Regions from separate parts of the Homo sapiens genome. Here all the other regions are linked to region 2. Evidence: read pairs that join two places in POLR2A ChIA-PET (ENCODE). Cell type or tissue: GM12878. All regions are shown on one strand.

Evidence for each region. Peaks named below come from ENCODE experiments on the same cell type or tissue, not always from the same donor. Only the 100,000 strongest peaks of a DNase experiment are listed, where the experiment ranks them.
Region 1: POLR2A ChIA-PET joins it to region 2 with 11 read pairs; 3 of 35 experiments call an interaction of 5 or more read pairs at or near these places.
Region 3: POLR2A ChIA-PET joins it to region 2 with 5 read pairs; 1 of 35 experiments calls an interaction of 5 or more read pairs at or near these places.

What each region holds. Positions count from the first base shown.
Region 1 is chr3:119,441,233-119,445,232 of GRCh38, reverse strand. All of the region lies in intron 5 of TMEM39A (transmembrane protein 39A), which reads left to right. Among named protein-coding and RNA genes, the nearest start is that of TMEM39A, 20 kb to the left of the region's middle. In GM12878, no CTCF peak of the experiment used is centred here; no DNase peak of the experiment used is centred here.
Region 2 is chr3:119,561,091-119,565,090 of GRCh38, reverse strand. LOC107986118 (a long non-coding RNA gene) reads right to left here. Exons shown (of 2, transcript XR_001740861.2): 2 at 2,765-2,855. Among named protein-coding and RNA genes, the nearest start is that of CD80, 3.5 kb to the right of the region's middle. RefSeq lists an enhancer at 2,133-2,722. In GM12878, no CTCF peak of the experiment used is centred here; a DNase peak (open chromatin) is centred at 2,230; H3K4me3 peaks cover 1,724 bases; H3K27ac peaks cover 2,724 bases.
Region 3 is chr3:118,412,625-118,416,624 of GRCh38, reverse strand. No RefSeq gene overlaps it. Among named protein-coding and RNA genes, the nearest start is that of LINC03051, 420 kb to the right of the region's middle. In GM12878, a CTCF peak has its summit at 3,879; a DNase peak (open chromatin) is centred at 3,994; H3K27ac peaks cover 10 bases.

The DNA.
Region 1 (4,000 bases), 120 kb after region 2:
TTGTGTATATGGAGTTTTGTTAAATGTGGACATACCTGTGTGACTTAATCCCCTGTCAAGACTTCAGAGCGTTACACATACTCCACAAGATTCTGTCATGCCACTTTCCCATCAAACCCCACCACTGTCCAGAGACGGTTGCTTTTTTTTTTTGAGACAGGGTTTTGCTCTGTCATCCAGGCGGGAGTGCAGTAGAGCGATCTCAGCTCACTGCAGCCTTGACCTCTCAGGCTCAAGCAATTCTCCCACCTCAGCCTCCCAAGTAGTTGGGACTACATGTGCACACCACCATGCCCCGCTAATTTTTGTTTTGTTTTGTTTTGTAGAGACAGGATTTTACCATGTTGCCCAGGCTGAGGAGTAAGGTTTTTTTGATTCCAGAGTCTTTGTCTTAATCATTACTGTATCAGTAGTTCTCAAAATGTAGTTTCTAGAACAGCAGCATCAGCATCACCTATAAATTTGTTGGAAATTCTCAGAATCTACCCCAAACCTACTGAAATAGAAACTGGAAAGTAGGACCTAGCAAGTTGTGTTTTAACAAGCCCTCAAGGTGATTCTGATGCATGCTCAAGTTTGAGAATTACTGCTTTATATTATTTATGGTGCTGAAGTGTTAGCGTGAATTTATGTGGGTAATTACAAAGTATAAAATCAAGTCATAATTAGAGATTGTGCTAATAAGGATGACAGGAACAGTCTTTCTATTGGTTATACTATAGTAGGTCTGATTACATTGTTTAAACAGTTATTTAAGTCACTCATCAACTGAATTCATTAATATTACCCTTGTTTTCTACAAAATGAATTATCTGTTACGAACATTTTTCATGACTCTGATTTCATATGAGGAATATATTTTACATGAATTGTTTCTATATTTATAGATTAATATTTCAGCCATTTGAGTTGAAAATAAATTTTTAGTCATTCTCCTTACTGGTTGAATCAGAAGATTAACCGTGTCTGATTTGAACGGCTAATTATGGGTATATTGAAGAATATTTTGGCCAAGTTTAAGAGGATTACTATTATCAGGATGGCTAGCAAACTTTTCTGTTTCAATTTAAGTATATAAAGAAACTTACTCTTAGAGGCTCTCCACACCCCTTAAAACAATGAAATAATTATGTAATTTAAATACATTTTAGTTTTAAACATACAGGCATACCTCAGAGATGTTGTAAGTTCTGTTCCAGACTGCTGCAATAAAGCGAATATCACAATAAACGAGTCATGTCAATTTTTTGATTTCCTAGTGCATATGAAAGTTATGTGTACACTATACTGTAGTCTATTTTATTTTATTTTATTTTATTTTATTTTTTGAGACAAGGTCTTGCTGTGTTGCCCAGGCTGGAGTGCAGTGGTGCAATCACAGCTCACTGCAGCCTTGCCCTCCTAGGATTGCTCAAGCAATCCTAGGGGACTGGGACTGTAGCCGTGTGCCACCATGCCTGGCTAATTTTTAAATTTTTTTGTAGAGATCGGGTCTCGTTTTGTTGCCCAGGCTGGTCTTGAACTCCTGGGCTCAAGTGATCCTCTTGCCTTGGCCTCCCAAAGTGCTGGGGTTACAGAGGGGAGCCACCATGCCCAGCCTTATACTATCTGTATTCTATTAAGTACATAATAGCATTATGTCTTTTAAAAGTACATATCTTAATTAAAAAATACTTGATTGCTAAAGTATGCAGATGAGCATTTGAGCCTTCAGTGAGTTGTAATCTTGCTGGTGGAGAGTCTTGCCTCAATGTTGATGGCTGCTGACTGATCAGGGTGGTGGTTGCTGAAGGTTGGGATGGCTTTGTCACTTTCTTAAAATAAGACAACAGTGAAGTTGGCCACATCAGTTGACACTTCCTTTCATGAAACATATCTCTGTAGCATGTGATGTGTTTGATAGATAATATTTTACCCACAGTGGAACTTCTTTCAACATTGAAGTCATTTCTCTCAAACCCTATTGCTGCTGTAACAACTAAGTTTATATAATATTCTAAACTCTTTGTCATTTCAACAGTGTTCTCAGCATCTTTACCAGAAATAGATTTTATGTCAAGAAACAACTTTCTTATCCATAAGAAGCAGCTCCTTATCCGTTTAAGTTTGATTGTGAGAGAGTGCAGCCACATCTTCAGGCTTCACTTTTTTTTTTTTTTTTTTTTTTTTGAGACAGGGTCTCACTGTCGCCCAGGTTGGAGTGCAGTGGTATAATCATGGCTCACTGCAACATCTGTCTCCTGGGCTCAAGTGATCCTCCCACCTCAGCCTCTCAAGTAGCTGGGACTACAGGTGTGTGCCACCACACCCGGCTAATTTTTGTATTTTGTTTTTTTGTAGAGGTGGGGTTTTGCTATGTTGCCTAGGCTGGTGTCGAACTCCTAGGCTCAAGTGATCCAGCCTCCTTGGCTTCCCAAAGTGCTGGGATTAGAGGCATGAGCCACTGCACCTAGTCCAGGCTCCACTTCTAATTCTAGTTCTGTTGCTTTTTCTTCCACATTTGCGGTTACTTTCTCCAGTGAAGTCTTGAACCTCTCAAAGTCATCCATGAGGGTAGGAATCAACTTCCTCCACATTTGCTCGTGTTGATATTTTGACCTCCTCTCATAAATCACAAATGTTCTCAATGGCATTTAGCATGGTGAATTGTTTCCAGATGGTTTTCAGTTTACTTTGCCCAGATCCATTGGAGGAATCTCTATTTAATGCAGAAATAGCCTTACAAAACGTATTTCTTAAATAATAAGATTTGAAAATCAGAATTACTTCTTGATTCATGGCTGCAGAATGGATGCTATCTTAACAGGCATAAAAACAACAATCTCCATCAGAGCCTTTGGTGACTAGGTACACTGTCAATGAGCAGTAAGTACTTTTTTTTTTTTTTTTTGAGATGGAGTCTTTCTCTGTTGCCCAGGCTGGAATGCAGTGGTGTGATCTCAGCTCACTGCAACCTCTGCCTCCCAGGTTCAAGTGATTGTCCTGCCTCAGCCTCCCAAGTAGCTGGGACTACAGGTGCATGCCACCATGCCTGGCTAATTTCTTTGGATTTTTAGTAGAGTCGGGGTTTCGCTATGTTGGCCATGCTGGTGTCGAACTCCTGACCTCAGGTGCTCCGCCTGCCTCAGCCTCCCAAAGTGCTGGGATTACAGGCGTGAGCCACCGCACCCAGCCGTACATAATATTTTTAAAGGAATCTTTTTTCTAAACCGTAGGTTCAACAGTGAGCTTATTCAGTAAACCATGCTGTAAACAGATGTACTGTCATCCAAATATGTTGTTCTATTTCTAGAGCATTGGCAGAGTAGATTTTGCATAATTCTTAAGGATGGTAGGATTTTTGGAATGGTAAATAAGCATTGGCTTCCACTTAAAGTTACCAGCTGCGTTAGCCACTAACAAGAGAGTCAGCTTATCCTTTGAAGCTTTGAAGCCAGGCATTGACTTCTCCTCTCTAGGTATGGAAGTCTAGATGGCATCTTCTTCCAATACAGTATAAGGCTGTTTTGTCACCCTTGAAAAGTCTGTTAGTTTAGTCACCTTCATCAGTGATCTTAGCTAGGTCTTCTGGATAACTTGCTACAGTTTGTAGATTCACACTTGCTGTTTCACATTGTGCTTTTATGTTATGGGACAGCTTCTTTCCTTAAACCTCACGAACTAACCGCTGTTAACCTTCATACGTTTCTTCTGTAGCTTTCTCACCTCTCTGGAGGTTCATAGACTTAAAAAGAGTTAGGGCTTTGCTCTGGATTAGGCTTTGGTTTAGGGCAATGTCGTGGCTGGTCGATCCAGACCATATCAGCAAAACTTTCTCCATATCAGCAGTGAGGCTGTTTTCTTTGTTACCATTTGTATGTTCACTGGAGTAGCACTTTTAATTTCCTTGAATAACTTTTTCTTTGCATTTACAATTCGGCTAGCTAATACAAGAGGCCCAGCTTTCAGCTTGTCTGGGCTTTTGACATGTTTTCTCACTAAGCTTAATATCCACTTTTTG
Region 2 (4,000 bases):
GAAAACCCCATTGTCTCAGCCCAAAATCTCCTTAAGCTGATAAGCAACTTCAGCAAAGTCTCAGGATACAAAATCAATGTGCAAAAATCACAAGCATTCTTATACACCAATAACAGACAAACAGAGAGCCAAATCATGAGTGAATTCCCATTCACAATTGCTTCAAAGAGAATAAAATACCTATGAATCCAACTTACAAGGGATGTGAAGGACCTCTTCAAGGAGAACTACAAACCACTGCTCAATGAAATAAAAGAGGACACAAACAAATGGAAGAACATTCTATGCTCATGGATAGGAATAATCAATATCGTGAAAATGGCCATACTGCCCAAGGTAATTTATAGATTCAATGCCATCCCCATCAAGCTACCAATGACTTTCTTCACAGAATTGGAAAAAACTACTTTAAAGTTCATATGGAACAAAGAAGGGCCTGCATTGCCAAGACAATCCTAAGCCAAAAGAAAAAAGCGGGAGACATCACGCTACCTGACTTCAAACTATACTACAAGGCTACAATAACCAAAACAGCATGGTACTGGTACCAAAACAGAGATTAGACCAATGGAACAGAACAGAACCCTCAGAAATAATACCATACATCTACAATATCTGATCTTTGACAAACCTGACAAAAACAAGAAATAGGGAAAGGATTCCCTGTTTAATAAATGGTGCTGGGAAAACTGGCCAGCCACATGTAGAAAGCTGAAACTGGATCCCTTCGTTACACCTTATACAAAAATTAATTCAAGATGGATTAAAGACTTAAGTGTTAGACCTAAAACCATAAAAACCCTAGAAGAAAACCTAGGCAATACCATTCAGGACATAGGCATGGGCAAGGACTTCATGTCTAAAACACCAAAAGCAATGGCAGCAAAAGCCAAAATTGACAAATGGGATCTAATTAAACTAAAGAGTTTCTGCACAGCAAAACAAACTACCATCAGAGTGAACAGGCAACCTACAGAATGGGAGAAAATTTTTGCAATCTACTCATCTGACAAAGGGCTAATATCCAGAATCTACAATGAACTCAAACACATTTACAAGAAAAAACAACCCCATCAAAAAGTGGGCAAAGGATATGAACAGACACTTCTCAAAAAAGACTTTTATGCAGCCAACAGACACATGAAAAAATGCTCATCATCACTGGCCATCAGAGAAATGCAAATCAAAACCACAATAAGACACCATCTCACACCAGTTAGAATGGCGATCATTAAAAAGTCAGGAAACAACAGGTGCTGAAGACGATGTGGAGAAATAGGAACACTTTTACACGTTGGCAGGACTGTAAACTAGTTCAACCATTGTGGAAGACAGTGTGGCGATTCCTCAAGGATCTAGAACTAGAAATACCATTTGACCCAGCCATCCCATTACTGGGTATATACCCAAAGGGTTATAAATCATGCTGCTCTAAAGACACATGCACACGTATGTTTATTGTGGCACTATTCACAATAGCAAAGACTTGGAACCAACCCAAATGTCCATCAATGATAGACTGGATTAAGAAAATGTGGTACATATACACCATGGAATACTATGCAGCCAGAAAAAAGGATGAGTTCATGTCCTTTGTAGGGACATGGATGAAGCTGGAAACCATCATTCTCAGCAAACTATCACAAGGACAAAAAACCAAACACCACATGTTCTCACTCATAGGTGGGAATTGAACAATGAGAACACTTGGACACAGGAAGGGGAGCATCACACACGGGGGCCTGTCATGGGCTGGGGGGAGGGGGGAGGGATAGCATTAGGAGATATACCTAATGTAAATGACGAGTTAATGGGTGCAACACACTAACATGGAGCGTGTATACATATGTAACAAACCTGCACATTGTGCACATGTACCCTAGAACTTAAAGTAGAATAATAAACAAAAATTGATAATAAAAAAATTAATTAAAAAAAAAGAGTCACAGGCAGGAAGAGTAAGATGCCAAGTATAGGAGGAAGAGTGTGTGGTGGGTTAGTAAGAAGACGGCCCTCACTCTGAACGAGGGCTAGCTCTGAAAGTCACTTGTTTTCATTTTAAGCATTTTGGTGATTTCCATCTCAAAGAACCAGAAAGAATGTGACAGCATTTTAAGAGGAAGAGGTGAACTCTCCCACTTTGATGAGTTTGCTGCCAACTTTAGCAGGCTGTGGCACTCCTGGGGAGCACCATAGCCTTAAAGCCTAGATCAGCTGCCCTATGATGGGTGCAGGCCTTATAGACATGCCCAGATGAAGTCATATCTAAAAATGAACTTCTAAACCTCACGGGAGGGTCATCTTAGAACATGAAAAACTCCCCTGAAAATTTTTGTCAGTGCAACAGGTTTTGTTTACTTGGCAACAGTGAGCCCACTGTGGGAAAGGGGTTTTCCCAGCAGTCAGGCTAGCACCGTGGGCCCTGAGTAGGCAACCTGCAAATGACAGCACTGAGGCCACTGCCAGGAGCCAGCCCAGCCCTCCCTGTGGATGCTGAACGGAAGGGTAGGAAGGTTGAGCTCAGGCCAGCTTTATCAGCATGAGGAGGTGAAGTGGCTCCAAGGTCAAGAGCAGAAAGATGGAACCTTCATTTCCACAGAGATCATCCTGTTCAGGGGTAAAGCAAAGGGCCAGGCTTCCCCTACGGTGTCGCAACAGCCTCTGCACCAACCTCTGAGTGACAAAGCTGCATCTCCCTCTCGTCATCTCTTCCTGCTGGGTCCTCTACAGTCTGTGATTGTGTTTTCATTTCATTTATAATGTCTTTCATTGTACAAATATTTTTAATTTTTATGAATTCAAATCTGTGTATCTTTTCTTTTTTCGTGGCTTCCAAGTTTTGTGTCTTGCTCACCCTAGAATTATAAAAATATACTTTCATAAATTTATCCTTTCAATTTTTCACATAAAAATTTTTAAAAGAATTTTTATGTGAATTATTTTTAAAAGAATTTCTTTTACTTTTATTACAGTAAAGCCAAGGATGGATTTACAAAAAAATAAGTGGCACTAAAGAATTTACACTGAGGAGCAGTAATTCCTGCTTTATTCTTCTCCAACCCTGGGTCTGCTCCTCAGAACAAACTCATTTAAAGTTTTTTTGTTTTGTTTTGTTTTGTTTTTGAAACAGAATCTTGCTCTGTCACCCAGGCTGGAGTGCAATGGCACAATCTTAGCTCACTGCAACCTCCGCCTCTGAAGTTCAAGCAAGTCTCATGTCTCAGCCTTCCCAGTAGCTGGGATTACAGGTATGCACCACTATGCCCAGTTTTTTGGTTTTTTTTTTTTTTTTGGAGAGCTGGGGTTTCATCACGTTGGCCAGCTGGCCTCGAACTCCTGGCCTCAAGTGATCCGCCCACCTCAGCCTCTCAAAGTGCTGGGATTACAGGCATGAGCCACTGTGCCCAGCCTCCTTTTAAATCTTTTACTTGGTTTTGTTTTGTTTTGTTTTGTTTTCCAGTAATATAGGTATTCGGGTTCGGCTTCCTTTGCCCGTCTTCATCCATCTCACCTCCAGTGTCCAGAAATTTACCTTAGAAATCTGTGGTCCACAGGTCATGCTCCTAGACACATTGTAGGAGGAAGAGGAATTAAACACATCCCATTAGTACATAATCTTGGAAGAGAAGCCTTCTGAATTTTACAATCAGGATTGGGGAAACTCTGTAAAGTACCTTCCTGGTGTTCCTTTCTTCCAGCCTCTTTGATTAAGTCACATCAAAGCGCTAATGGCAAAGTTGTTTAATGTGTGTTTCTCCAAGGCAGGTTAGGATTTCACTGGGATTCTTAAAATTTGAGGGTGTCTGTGATCGTCAAAATTTGTATTCATGTAGTCCCTCATGAAATTTCTAAAACTCGGCTGGGTGCAGTGGCTCATGCCTGTAATCCCAGCACTTTGGGAGGCCGAGGAGGGTGGATCACAAGGTCAGGAGTTTGAGACCAGCCTGGCCAATATGGTGAAACCCCATCTCTACTAAAAATTTAAAAATTAGCCTGGCAT
Region 3 (4,000 bases), 1.1 Mb after region 2:
TATTTGGTTAATTTTTTCTAGATATTTTATTTTATTTGTATTTATTGTAAATGGCACTAATTTCTTGATTTCTTTTTCAGATTGTTCACAGTTGGTATATAGAAATGCTACTGACTTTTGCATGTTGATTTAATATCTTATAACTCCACTAAGTTTACTAGTTCTAATAGATTTTTGGATGAGTTTTTAGGATTTTATAAATATAAGATTATGTCATCTGCAAACAAGGATAACTTAACTTCTTTCCTTTCAATTTGGATGTCCTTTAGTTTTCTTTTCTTGTCTGATTGCTCTAAATAGGACTTCCAGTACTATATTGAATAAAGTGGTGAAGGTGGGCATTCTTATGTTATTCCAGATTTTAGTGTAAAAGCTTTCAGTTTTTTCCCATTCTGTATGATACAAGCTGTTGGTCTGTCATATACGGCTTTTATTATGTTGAGGTATGTTCTTTCTATACCCAGTTTCTGAGGGTTTTTACTATGAAGAGATGTTGAGTTTCATTATATGCTTTTTCAGCATCGGTTGAAATGATCATGATTTTTGTCCTTCATTCTGTTGATGTGACATATCACATTGATTGATTTGCATATGTCGAATCATCCTTACATTCTGGGATAAATACCACTTGGCCATGATAAATGATCTTTTAATGTGTTTTTCAGTTCAGCTTCCCAGTATTTTATTGAGAATTTTTGCATGAATGTTTATATATATATATATATATATATATATATATATATATATATTTTTTTTTTTTTTTTTTTTTTTTTTTTTTTTTTTTTTGCGGGGGTGTATCTTTTTCTGGTTTTGATCTCAAAGTAATACTGGTCTCATAGAATGATTCTGGAAGTATTCCCTCCTCTATTTTATAGAGTATTTTGAATAGAATTGCTATCACTTCTTTAAATGTTTGGTAAAATTCAGCAATGAAGTCATTGTGTCCTGGGCTTTTTTTTTGCTTGAAGACAATTTATTACAGCGTTAATCTTGTTAGTTATTACTGATCTGCTCAGGTTTTGGATTTCTTCACGGTTCAATATTGGTAGGTTGTGTGTGCCTAAAAATTTATTCATTTCTTCTAGATTTTCCCATTTATTGGCATGTAGTTGCTCATAGTAGCCACTAATAATCCTTTGAATTTATGTGGTATCAGTTGTTATTTCTCCTTTTTCATCTCAGATTTTATTTATTTGGGTTTTCTCTCTTTTTTTCTTAGTCTGGCTAAAGATTTGTCAATTTTGTTAATCTTTTTACAAAACTGACTTTTTGTTTCATTGACTTTTTGTAGTTTTTTTCATTTCAATTTCATTTATCTCTGCCCTGATCTTTATAATTTATTTTATTCTACTAATTTTGTGTTTGATTTTCTCTTGCTTTTCTAGCTCTTTAAGATGCATCATTTGGTTATTTACTTGAAGGTTTTCTTCTTTTTTGATGTCGGCATTTATCTCTATAAACTTCTCTCTTACTACTACTTTCATTGTATCCACCAGTTTTTGTATATTGTATCTCCATTATTATTTCTTTCAAGAAATTTTTCAATTTCCTTCTTAACTGCTTAGTTTACCCTTTGGTCATTCTGTAGCATATTGTTTAATTTCCATGTGTTTGTATAGGTGCCCAAATTACTCTTATTGATTTCTAATTTTATTCCATTGTAATCAGAGAAAATACTTGATATAATTTCAATATTTTGAATGTTTTAAGACTTGTTTTGTGACTTAACATATGGTTTACCTTTGAGAGTGATCTACAGGCTGAGCAAAAGAAAGTCTGTTCTGCAGCTCTTGGATAAAATGTTCTGTAAACATCTATTATGTCCATTTGGTCAGATTAAGTCCAATGTTAGTTTGCTAATTTTCTGTCTAGATGGTCTGTACGAAGGTAAAAGTGAGGGTGTTGAAGCCTCCAGCTATTATTGCATTGGGGTCTCTCTCTCTTTAGCTCTATTAATATTTGCTCTAGGTACCTGGGAGCTCCAGTGTTGAGTGCATATATGTTTAAAATTGTTATATCTTCTTGCTGAATTTACTGCTTTATTATTATATAATCTTCTTTGTCTCTTTTTATAGTTTTTGTCTTTAAATTTGTTTTGTTTGATTTAAGTGTAGATAGTTTTGCACCTTTTTTGTGTCCATTTGCAGGAATACGCTTTTCCATCCCTTTATTTTGAATTTATATGTGTCATTACAAGTGAAATGTTTTTCTCATAGGCAACAGATCATTGGATCTTTTTAAAATTCATTCAGCCACTCTGCCTCCTGATTAGAGTTTAGACTATATTGAGTGTTATTATTGATAAGTAAGAACTTACTTTTGCCATTTTGTTATTTATTTTCTGGTCGTTTCACAAATTTCTCCTTTCCTTCCTTCCTGTCTTCTTTTCAGTGAAAGTGATTTTCTCTGGTAGTATATTTTCATTTTTCTCTTTTATTTTTGTGTATTTGTTGAAGATTTTTCTGATTTGAGGTTACAATGAGGCTTGCAAATAATGTTTTAGAAGTCATTATTTTAATCTGATTTTATAAACAAATTAACAACCAAAGAGAAAACTAATACTCTACACTTCAAATTCACTCCCCACTTTTTAACTTTCTGTTGTTTCTATTTATATCTTATTGTACTGTCTATGTATTGAAAAGTTGTAGTTATTATTTTTGATAGGTATATCTTTTATTCTTTCTACTCAAGATATGAGTAACTTATATCCCACAATTACAGTGTTATAATATTCTGCATTTTTCCATTTTCTTACTATAACCCACGAGTTTTCTTCCTTCAGATTTTTTTATTGCTCATTAATATCCCTTTCTTTCAGATTGAAGAACTCTTTAGCATTTCTTGTTGGACACATCTGATATTAATGAAATCCCATAGGTTTTGATTATCTGGGAAAGTCTTTATTTCTCCCTAATGTATGAGAGATATTTTTGCTGAATATTCTATTCTGCGATAAAACTTTTTCTCCTTCAGCACTTTAAATATGTCATGCCACTCTCTACTGGCCTGTAAGATTCCCCATGAGATGTCTGTTGCCAGACATATTGGAGCTCCTTTTTATGTTATTTGTTTCTTTTGCTGCTTTTAGGATACTTTCTTCCTCCTTGACCTTTGGGAGTTTGATTATTAAATGTCTTGAAGTAGTCTCACTTGGGCTAAATCTATTTGGTGGCCTGCAGCCTTCTTGTACTTGAATATTGATATCCTTCTCTAGGTTTTGAAAGTTCTCTGACATCCCTTTGAATAAACTTGCTGCTCTGATCTCTGTCTCTTCTTTACAGTCAAGACTCTTAGATTTGCCTTTTTGAGGCTATCTTTTTTAGATCTTATGGGCATGCGTCACTCTTTTATTTTGTCTCCTCTGTCTCTGTATTTTCAAATACTCTTGTTCTCAAGTTCACTAATTTATTCTTCTGCTTGATCAAATCTGCTATTAAGAGACCCTGATGTATTCTTTGGTAAGTCCATTGCATTTTTCAACTGCAGAATTTCTGCTTGATTCTTCAAAAGTATTCCAATCTCTTTGTTAAATTTACCTAATAGGATTCTGAATTCCTTCTGTGTATTATTTTGAATTTTGTTTAACTTCCTCAAAATAGCTATTTTGAATTCTCCATCTGAAAGGACACTTACCTCTGTCTCTTCAGGATTTGTCCCTGGTGCCTTACTTAGTTCATTTGGTGAGTTCATGTTTTCTTAGATGGTCTTGATGCTTGTGGATGTTCATTGGTGTCTGGCCATTGGAGTTAGTTAATTATTGTAGTCTTCACAATCTGGACTTATTTATTCTTCTTGGGAAGATTTGCCAAGTATTCAAAAAGACTTGGGTGTTGCAATCTAAGTTTTTGGTCACTGCAGCCATATCTGCATTGGGGGGCACCCTAAGCCCAGTAATACTGTGGCTCTTGCAGACTCATACAGGTACTGCCTTGGTGTTTCTGGGTAAGACCCGGGTGAATTCCCTGTATTACCAGTATGAGACTGTTTTTCTCTTTCT